Regions from separate parts of the Homo sapiens genome. Here region 1 is linked to region 2. Evidence: read pairs that join two places in POLR2A ChIA-PET (ENCODE). Cell type or tissue: HepG2. All regions are shown on one strand. Each heading gives the region's core, and the rest is flanking DNA. Links, peaks and the distances in the headings are about the cores only.

What was found. Peaks named below come from ENCODE experiments on the same cell type or tissue, not always from the same donor. Only the 100,000 strongest peaks of a DNase experiment are listed, where the experiment ranks them.
Region 1: POLR2A ChIA-PET joins it to region 2 with 5 read pairs; 4 of 35 experiments call an interaction of 5 or more read pairs at or near these places.

What each region holds. Positions count from the first base shown.
Region 1 is chr14:31,180,975-31,186,355 of GRCh38, forward strand. The region is part of intron 2 of HECTD1 (HECT domain E3 ubiquitin protein ligase 1); the gene reads right to left. Among named protein-coding and RNA genes, the nearest start is that of HECTD1, 24 kb to the right of the region's middle. In HepG2, for the core only: no CTCF peak of the experiment used is centred there; no DNase peak of the experiment used is centred there.
Region 2 is chr14:31,375,618-31,380,998 of GRCh38, forward strand. HEATR5A (HEAT repeat containing 5A) reads right to left here. Exons shown (of 36, transcript NM_015473.4): 11 at 4,850-4,961. Among named protein-coding and RNA genes, the nearest start is that of HEATR5A, 42 kb to the right of the region's middle. In HepG2, for the core only: no CTCF peak of the experiment used is centred there; a DNase peak (open chromatin) is centred at 2,574.

The sequences.
Region 1 (5,381 bases), core at 113-5,112, 190 kb before region 2:
TGTTAAAGTGTTAATACTAAAGAAAAAACACAGTCTAAAAGAGTAATGTGTTTTCTTTAGAAAATAGTAGTTTTTTGAATAAAGAATAAAATGAAGTTGATAGTCCAAGTATCAAATGACAAGAATAGATTTACCATATGCTTTATAGTAATACAATTATTCATCCATTTTTCTTACCCAGGGTAAAAACTGTACATCAAAAAAAAAATAAAATTTAAGAGCAATGCTTAGTATAAACTTAATACATTTCATGGGGGAATGTAGTATTTGCTAATTTGGGGAATAATAGTTCCTGCTGTGTTCCCTAAAATGCGATGCATTTCCTGAACAAGTATAGTTAAAGAGCCAGTTTAGGCTGGGTGCAGTGGATCACTCTGTAATCCCATCACTTTGGGAAGCCAAGATGCTCCCATCTTGAGTGCTTGAGTCCAGGACTTCAAGAACAGCCTGGGCATCACAAGGAGACTTCATCTCTACAAAAAAATGAAAAACCAAGCCAGGCTGGTAGTGTGCACCTGTGGTCCCAGCTACTCGGGAGGCTGAGGCAGGAAGCTCATGTGAATCCAGGAAATCAAGGCTACAGTGAGCCATGATCGCACCTGTGCACTCCAGCCTGGGTGACAGAGCAAGACCCTGTCTCAAAAGAAAAAAAAAAAAAAACAACAACAAAAAAACAGAGCCAGTTTCAAAAAGGTCAAAACCCAGAAAGCTCTAACCTCATAGGGTATCAGATTTTAATTGTGATCAACTGTGTTCCTAAGAAATATCTGTTGTGCCTTGGCTATTGGACAGAAAAACCAATTTGTTTTTTTAGCTGTTGAGTTACTTTTTCAACAGTAACAAGGTATCCGGGGCATATTCCTACATACGTAAAATGCACTTTTTTTTATATCAAGGTTTCAAGGAAAATCAAAGAATGTCTTTTTCTTTTTTTTTTTTTTGACAGTCTCGCTCTGTCACCCAGGCTGGAGTGCAGTGACACCATTTCGGCTCACTGCAACCTCCGCTTCCTGGGGTCAAGTAATTCTCCTGCCTCAGCCTCCTGAGTAGTTGGGACTACAGGCACCTAACACATGCCCGGCTAATTTTTGTATTTTTAGTAGAGAATGGGGTTTCACCATGTTGGCCAGGCTGATCTAGAACTTCTGACCTCAAATGATCTACCCATCTAGGCCTCCCAAAGTGCTGGGGTTACAGATGTGAGCCACTGCGCCCAGCCTCTTTTTTTTTTTTCCAGACAGGGTCTTGCTCTGTCGCCCAGGCTGGAGTGCAGTGGTGTAATCATGGCTTACTGCAGCCTCAACCTTCTAGGCTCAACCTTCCTCCCACCTCAGCCTCCCAAGTAGCTGGGACCACAGGTGTATGCCAACACGCCGAGCTAGTTTTTAAAAATTTTTTTGTAGAGATGCAGTTTTGCCATGTTGCCCAGGCTGGTCTCGAACTCCTGAGCTCAAGCAATCTGTCCACCTCAGCCTCCCAAAGTGCTGGGATTACAGGCATGAGCCACTGTGTCCAGCCAATATTCCTATTAAACTAGTTACATGATAATGAGATTTTTCTTTCTGTGAGTTTTGCTAATAAAAACTCACATTACTGGCCAGGCGCAATGGCTCACGCCTGTAATCCCAGCACTTTGGGAGGCCGAGGCGGGCAGATCACTTGAGCTAAGGAGTTCGAGCCCAGCCTGGCCAACATGGTGAAGTCTCATCTCTACTAAGAATATAAAAATTAGCCAGCATGGTGGTGTGCGCCTGTAGTCCCAGCTACTTGAGAGGCTGAGGCAGAAGAATGGCATGAACCCGGGAGGCAGAGCTTGCAGTGAGCCAAGATCAAGACACTGCACTCCAGCCTGGGCAATAGAGTGAGACTCTGTCTCAGAAATTAATAATTAAAAAAAAAAAAACTCACATTACTATAAGCTACTATTATGAATACATTAATTGCCAATGCAAAAGGAAATCAGCTGGATTAGGCAGACTCCTTTCATTTACGTGGTATTTCCTGTAATACAGCCACTGATTTACGGCAAATACAGCCAAATTCTTGAAAATTATCTCTTTAATACGAAAACTTAACTAAAATTTACTTTACACACAAAAAAGGTAAAAAAAAATCCCAGATTCCTAAAAATAAAGCAAGAAATTTGATGTAAAACTCAGTAACCCTCTAGCAATCAGTATGTGAAAACATATACATTAAAAAAAATAAATTATATAGAATTTGTTATATTTTATTTAAAATATACATAAATATAATTATACTGTATTTATGTGAAATGTATTAGCAAAAAGGTTTACATGAGTAACAAATTTTTGAAAGTTAACTCAAAGTTAATATACTTGGATACCTCTCATGCTAACAATACTTACCTAACAGAACAGGTAAATTTGCTCTAAAGTTTATTCTGTTATAAATTCAGTTGCTCATAAGTGAGGTTTTAAAAATAACAGGTTTTTTTCTTAAGGGATTCAAGTGTATATTATTTCCCCTTTATCTGTTAATTTATAATAGACTAGCATAGCAAATAAAATTTGCAACACATGAAATTATAGTGTATGAAACTCAAGATGGGTCAAAATTATCTGAAGTGAACAATGTTAAATTCAGTCTTCAGAGAAGAGAAATTCTGCTGAACTCAGTGGAGGGCCTTTTAAGTCAAAAACTATTCCAATAATTTTGTGTCATCACTACTCAACTTAAAACTTATGAGAATTCTTGAAATAGTAAAATTTTGTCTTTTTTTTTTTTTTTAAGACAGGGTCCCACTCTGTCACCCAAGCTAAAGTGCAGTGGCGCGATCTTGGCTCACTGTATCCTTGACCTCCCAGGCTCAAGCAATCCTCTCAAATCAGCCTCCCAAGTAGCTGGGACCACAGGCATGCACCACCATACCCAGTTAATTTTTTTATTTTTGGTAGAGACAAGTTCTTGCTATGTTGCCCAGGCTAGTCTTGAACTCCTGGGCTCCAGCAATCTTCCCATCTCGGACTCCTAAAGTGCTGGGATTACAGGTGTGAGCCACCACACCTTGCCCAAAATAATAAAATTTTAAGTGGTTATAAAGACATATTATTCAAGTGAAAATAGATGTAATCATTATCTTACACATAATTCTAAAAACTTTTCTTTAAAACAACTTTAAAACACTATTAGAAGATTCCTAACAAAAGTACTCAATTAAAATACAGGTTAAGCCATGCACAGTAGCTCACTGCTGTAATCCTAGCTACTCAGAAGGCTGAGGCAGGATGATCACTTGAGCCCAGGATTTCTAGACCAGCCTAGGCAAGATAGGGAGACCCGTCTCTAAAAAAAAGATTAAAAAATTAGCCAGCTGGGTGCAGTGGCTCACACCTGTAATCCCAGCACTTTGGGAGGCCGAGCCAGGTGGATCTCTTGAGCTCCTAAGAGTTTGAGACCAGGCTGGACAACAAAGTGAGACCCTGTCACTACAAAAAATACAAAAAGCCAGGCATGGAGGCGTGCACCTGTGGTCCCAGCTACTTGGGAGGCTGAGGTGGGAGGATGGCTTGAGTCTGAGAGGCAGAGGTTGCAGTGAGCCAAGATCACGCCACTGCACTCTAGCCTGGGTAAGCCACACCCTGTCTCAAAAAAAAATTAGCTGGCATAGTGGCGCATGCCTGCAGTCGCAGCTATTTGGGAGGCTGAGGCAAGAGGATCACTTGAGCCCAGGAGTTCAAGGCTGCAGTGAGCCATGATCACGCACAATGCACTTTAGCCTGGGCAACAGAGTAAGATTCTCTTAAAAAATATATGTATACACAGACATACACATACACACACATATGCATATAGGTTAATAGTATTTATTCACAACTGAAAAGCCAATTACAAAATCTCAAAAATCTAACTATAAATCAAGCAAAGACATTGGGAAGAAAATGCCAACATTAATTACTGAATTCTAAAAAATACAGATAGTTGAGAGAATTGTATTACCTGAAAGTTCACATTGAAACTAAAAAAAATAACAAGTGTCATTTCCTAATAGATACTTGGCTGGATATTCTGCTTTAATACAGCCATTGTAATTTAAACAGATAAGATTTAAAAACTGATGCTTCTGGCCGGGCGCGGTGGCTCACGCCTGTAATACCAGCATTTTGGGAGGCCAAGGAGGACGGATCATGAGGTCAGGAGATCGAGACCATCCTGGCTAACACGGTGAAACCCCATCTCCACTAAAAATACAAAAAATTAGCTGGGTGTGGTGGCAGGCGCCTGTAGTTCCAGCTACTTGGGAGGCTGAGGCAGAATGGTGTGAACCTAGGAGGCGAAGCTTGCAGTGAGCCGAGATCGCACCACTGCACTCTAGCCTGGGCGACAGACAAAGAGAGACTCAGTCTCAAAACAAAAAACAGAAAAAAAAAAAACCTGATGCTTCCACTGTTAGGGAATTTCATAGCATCATTTTCAGAGAAACCCTGTGTTGACAGATAATTCAACTTGAGGCCAGGCATGGTGGCTGATGCCTGTAATCCCAGCACTTTGGGAGGCTGATGTGGGCAGGTCACTTGAGCCCAGGAGTTCGAGACCATCCTGGGCAACATGGTAAAACCTGGTCTCTACAAAAAACACAAAATTTAGCAGGTGTGGGGACACGTGCCTGAGGTCCCAGCTACTCAGGAGGCTGAGATGGGAAGATCACATGAGCCCAGGGAGGTCCAGGCTGCAGTGAGCCATAATTGTACATTGTACTCCAGCCTGGGCAACAAAGTGAGACCCTGTTTAAAAAAAAAAAGAAGATAATTCAACTTGACCTTTGTGGTTATTGGACAAGCACTCGACTACCTTCTATGAGCAAAACTCTCAAATCCCTTGCCCCATTTCTGGCTAAATGAACGACCCCCCACATTCCCTAGGTCTGAATCTATGTCAACAGGGATTGACAAAGAAAAAATATTCACATTATCAGGAAATTTGACCTTGCTATAAATTTACGATCACCAACCTTAAATGAGCACAATACCTAATAATTCTGCTACATTTCTTTCACGGTCTGGAATGAGTATTTTCTTCAATTTTCTCTCGATTTATGACTCCCCTGGTTTTCCACTCTAGCTTCCTTCCTAGATTCCCTCGTCATCTTTCCTATCTCTTTAATTACCTTTTTAATGGATTTCATCCATTCTCTTAGTTCATACACCACAAATATAAATCTCATCCACATATCACAAAAACTCCCTAAGTATTTTCTCCACCCTAGACTGACTCAATATCACTATCTCCATTTAGAAATATCACAGGCATCTTAAAATGAGTATATTCAAAACAAAACTCCTGATGTGTGCCTCTATTCCCAAATCTCCATCATAGTAAATGTCAACCATCCAGAAAGCCAAAAAGCTGAGAATCATTCT
Region 2 (5,381 bases), core at 173-5,172:
GTCTGAACTCCTGGGCTCAAGCAATCCACCCACTTCAGCCTCCCAAAGTGCTGGAATTACAGATGTGAGCCATCTGTATTCTTGATCTTCAGAATAATGCTAACTTCTGATAGCAACTTGTTCCAGGTCAATAATCAGATACAAAATGTCTGAATAGAATACTTTTTGTTAAAAAAAGGTTTCAGAGCAACATTTATGAATTGAAGGAATCATGACACAAACCCAATAATAATACAAAACAATGTACAATGATAACATTATCAATTTTTTAAAAACCCAAACCCATAGCTTTTCTCCCCAGGTACTTTTCTTTAAATTTCTGGAGTTACTTTAAACTTCTCCAGTAAGCGCTCTCTACTTCTTACTCCCACATTCTGCTGACTGTATGTCTTTCTTCTGTTCCAAACCCATAGCTCAGAACTGCATTTGGCTTTGGAGGGAGACTGCCTAGATTAATATCCTGGCTTCATCCACTTATTAGTTGTGTAAACCTGGATGAGTTATTTAACCTTTTTCTGCCTCAATTTCTTCATCCATAAATGGGGAGAATAATAGTATTTTATTCAAAGGACAGTTTCTGAGGCGTATATGAGTTTATACACAGAAGAGTGCTTAAAGCTGGGCACAGTGGGTCATGCCTGTAATCCCAGCACTTTGAGAGGCCGAGGCTGAAGGATTGCTTGAGGCCAGGCATTTGAGACCAGCCAGGTCAACACACCGAAATCTTTCTACAAAAAAGTAAAAAGTTAGTTGGGTGTGGTAGCACATGTCTATAGTCCCAGCTACTTGGGAGGCTGATGCAGGAGGATCATTTGAGCCCAAGAGATCAAGGCTGCAGCAAGCTATGGTCTGACTGCCACTGCAACAGAACAAGATCCTTTCTTTAAATAAATAAATAACAATAATTATAATGTATCTAGCAAACACAACACACATACACGCACACTTTATGAGCCATCCACAGAAAGACAAGATATGGAGGAATCTGGAGATAAATCCAAGTTTTTTCATATGGCATCAGATAAACTGGGAAGTGTATCAAAAAAGGTTTAAGTGTGTAGCTTACATTCAAGGAATGAACATGTTTTGTGTTTACATTAGTTCATAGTGAAATAATGAAGAAAATTATAAATGGTAAAGGGAATGAAAAAAACAGAGAAGACATGTTTAAAATGCAAAGCAAAAATTAACAAAGCACTAAGATTGCTGTCTAAAAATCATTCCCAGCTGGGCACTGTGGCCCATGCCTGTAATTCAAGCACTTTGGAAGGGCAAGACAGGAGGATCACTTGAGCTCTGGAGTTCAAGATCAGCTGGGGAAACAGCAAGATCCCATCTCTACAAAAAAAATTTAAAAATTAGCTGAGTGTAGTGGTGTAAACCTATAGTCCTAGCTACTCATGAGGCCGAGGCAGGAGGACTGCTTGAGCCTGGCATTCAAGGCTGCAGTGAGCTATGATGGTGCCACTGTACTCCAGCCTGGGTAACATGGTGAGACCCTGTCTCTTAAAAAAAAAAAAAAAAAAAAAAATTCCATTTCCTACAAAAGGAATCAAGGCTCCTTGGAGAAACGGCTGATGGCAAGCCTAAGGCAGAAAATGTAGTGTAAAACCTGGGACATCTTGCATGCAAAAACACATTATCAAAGAATACTAGGTTCACGTTAAAAGGACAAATGAACCAACTTGAAGGGACTCCCAATGACCAAAGATGAGACAATTTGAGGATCGAAAGGAATAATGATCGCAAGTGATTAAAACATATAAATATATAAAATTCCATGAGCTCATAATGATACCTAAAAAAAAAACCTCACTGGTCCCCCCTGAAAGTTGCTATGATACTAACGCACTCTAAAAATTGATAATAGCCTGGGTGCAGTGGCTCACTCCTGTAGTCCCAGAACTTTGGGAGGTCAAGGAAGGCAGATTGCTTAAGTCCAGGAGTAACCTGCTTGAGTCCAGGAGTTTAAGACCAACCTGGGCAACATGACAAAACCCCATCTTTACAAAAAATTAGCCAGGCAGGGTGGTGCACACAGTCCCAGCTACTCAAGAGGCTGAGGCAGGTGGATCACCCGAGCCTGCGGAGGTCGAGGCTGCAGTGAATCATGATCGTACCACTGCACTCCAGCCTGGGTGACAGAGTGAGACCCTGTCTCAAAAAATAAATAAGCAAATGAATAAGAATAAAAATAGATAATAAAGGGAAAGAATAGTTAAGAAAAATGAATAAAACCCAAGAAAACAAAGTAATTAAACAAAACCTTAATTAAAACTTTTAATCCCTTTTTGTATGCTGATTATGCATATGCCGTAAAATATGATGTACAGGAGAAAGGACTTCTTGTTGTCTTCCTCCAACACAATTAGCTTGTTTTAAAAGCTCTTGTTTATCAAAATGCATTTATTAGGTAGTTTATTTCCTCCTTAATTCACCAGGAACTTCAATACGGCAGGCATGAACACCCAGCAATAAGCAAATAAAAGCTTGACTACATTATTCCCAGCACACTGTGAAATGATGATCTATGCTTTGGTCTAACAAACACTTTCTGTAAAGGGGCAGATAGTAAACATTTGAGGCTTTGAGAGCCACATACTTCCTGTTGCAATTACTCAACTCTGCCACTGTACACCTAAAGGTCACAGACAATCCACAAACAAGTGTGGTTGTACACAAATAAAACTATGAATGCTGAAATGTGACTTTCACATGATTCTCATGTATTACAAAATATCTTTTTTCCCCAACCACTAATAAATATAAAAACTGTTCTTAGCTCACAGGCTGTATAATAAATATTGGTAGTAGGCCAAATTTGGCTCCTTGAAGCTAAACTTGATCTAGTCCAATAAATCTCTTTAATCATCTTAAGAACACTACTTGGCCAGGTGCGGTGGCTCACGCCTGTAATCCCAGCGCTTTGGGAGGCCGAGGCAGGTGGATCACGAAGTCAGCACATCGAGGCCATCCTGGCTAACATGGTGAAACCCCGTCTCTACTAAAAAATACAAAAAATTAGCCAGGTGTGGTGGTGGGCGCCTGTAGTCCCAGCTACTCGGGAGGCTGAGGCAGGAGAATGGCATGAACCCAGGAGGTAGAGCTTGCAGTGAGCCGAGATCGCGCCACTGCACTCCAGCCTGGGTGACAAAGTGAGACTCCACCTCAAAAAAAAACAAACAAAAAAAAAAAACACTACTTAAAGTAGTTCTTCATTTATGATTGTTTATTCTAATTTAAGCTCCTTTAGGTCAAATTACTTTATAGGTGTCAAAATGATTTATCGGCCAAATCAGGTCAGTTGCTTTATTTTATTATTATTTTTTATTTTTATTTTTTGAGACGGAGTCTTGTTCTGTCACCCAGGCTGGAGTGCAGTGGCATGATCTCAGCTCACTGCAACCTCTGCCTCCTGGGTTCAAGCAATTCTCCTGCCTCAGCCTCCCCTGTAGCTGGGACTACAGGCACATGCCACCATGTCTGGCTAATTTTTGTATTTTTTTTAGTAGAAGCAAGATTTCACCGTGTTGTTGGCCAGGCTGGTCTTGAACTCCTGACCTCAGATGATCCGCCCGCCTAGGCCTCCCAAAGTGCTAGGATTACGGCGTGAGCCACTGCGCCCGAACTATTCATTTTTTGTTTTATTTTGAGAGGGAGTCTTGCTCTGTCACCCAAGCTGGAGTGCAGTGGTGCAATCTCACTTCACTGCAACCTCCACCTCCTGGGTTCAAGCAATTCTCCTGCCTCAGCTTCCCGAGTAGCTGGGACTACAGGCATGCACCACCATGCCCGGCTAATTTTTGTATTTTAGTAGAGATGGGGTTTCACCTTGTTGGCCAGGCTGATCTTGAACTCCTGACCTCAAGTGATCCACCCGCCTCAGCCTCCCAAAGTGCGGGGATTACAAGCGTGAGCCACCATGCCCAGCCTCAGCCAGTTGTTTTATATCTAGCTATAACTTGTATGACAACAGAGACTTAAAATATAGGTGTGATAGAGTAATAAAATTAAGTTTCATTAGCACCATAAGACTGGGCAAAAAATAAATAAATAAAGTTTTCAGTGGCTCATGCTTATAATGCCAACACTTTGGGAGGCCAAGGCGGAAGGACTGCTTGAGCCCACAAGTTCGAGACGAGCCTGGGCAACATAGTGAGACCCCATCTCTACAAAAAAAATTTTTTTAAATTAGCCAGGCATGATGTTGCATGCCTATGGTCCCAGCTACTTGGGAGGCTTAGGTAGGAGGATCACTTGGGCCCAGGAGGTCAAGGCTGCAGTGAGCCATGATCATGCCACTGCACTCCAGCTCGTGTGACAGAGTGAGACCCTGTCTCAAAAATTTAGAGGATATAAATAGTCATGACTGTAAAACAATTACTGTTTTTTAATAAATATAATTTAAGTAAAATTCATCCCCTTCAATGTAGCAACCTTATTGGCTGTTATGAATCCTCAAACAATTATAGAACTGGATTCCCAAGCTATGGGTATGTTCTTTTGCCTATATTGTGGAAATGTTTTTTTCTGAAGATGGATGTCAATGATTTTTGAAAAAGCCACAGTTGTTCAGAGTTAAGCCTGAAAGATGATTAGTAACTCGGCTTATCCTACTTGAGGCTTATCATCTAGCCCGGAAGAGAAAATCAAGAGAGATCTCAAAAGGTTTTAAGCAATGACGAAAGTAAAAGGCTTTTTAAGGTGACTACTACAAGAAAAATGTTTGTGTGGCTATTTAAATTCTGGTATGTATTAAAAGTTCATTTCATCAAATCACATATAAGAATCATTTCACTCAGAAAACACAAAGTATTTCAAGGTATGTAAACCTTCTACAGACTGTTACCTAATGTCATCAGAGCAGAAATCAGCAACCATCCAGCTTGTGTGCGCTGAGCTGAAAGGCGACTGTTTTGAGCAGCAGAACACAGCAAATCCTCTGCTAATGTCATAATAATCTATTTACATATAGAACAAGTTTTAAAAAAAGCATATCAGTTTATAAATTACTAAATGATAGCAGCTAACAATATCTTGAAAAATTAATTCTTACATAAAATAAATGTAAACGATAAAGAACTGTCATTCGTGTAGACTACATAATAGGACTGTCATAAAGGAAACTATAAAAAATTAAGTTTTCAAGGTTAAATACTGGTATATGAGGTAGTACACAACAATCCCATAATTTTTTGTAGAACACATGTGACAACAATGTAAGATTATTCAAGTATAGCTGTATAGAATTTGAATTTACTTTTAGTTTTGAGCAACTATCCTTTTAAATCCATAATTATCCAAAAAAAGTTTTCTTACAGGAGTCTCTCTCTTAAAAATGCTACATACAGCCAGGTGCGGTGGCTCACGCCTGTAATCCC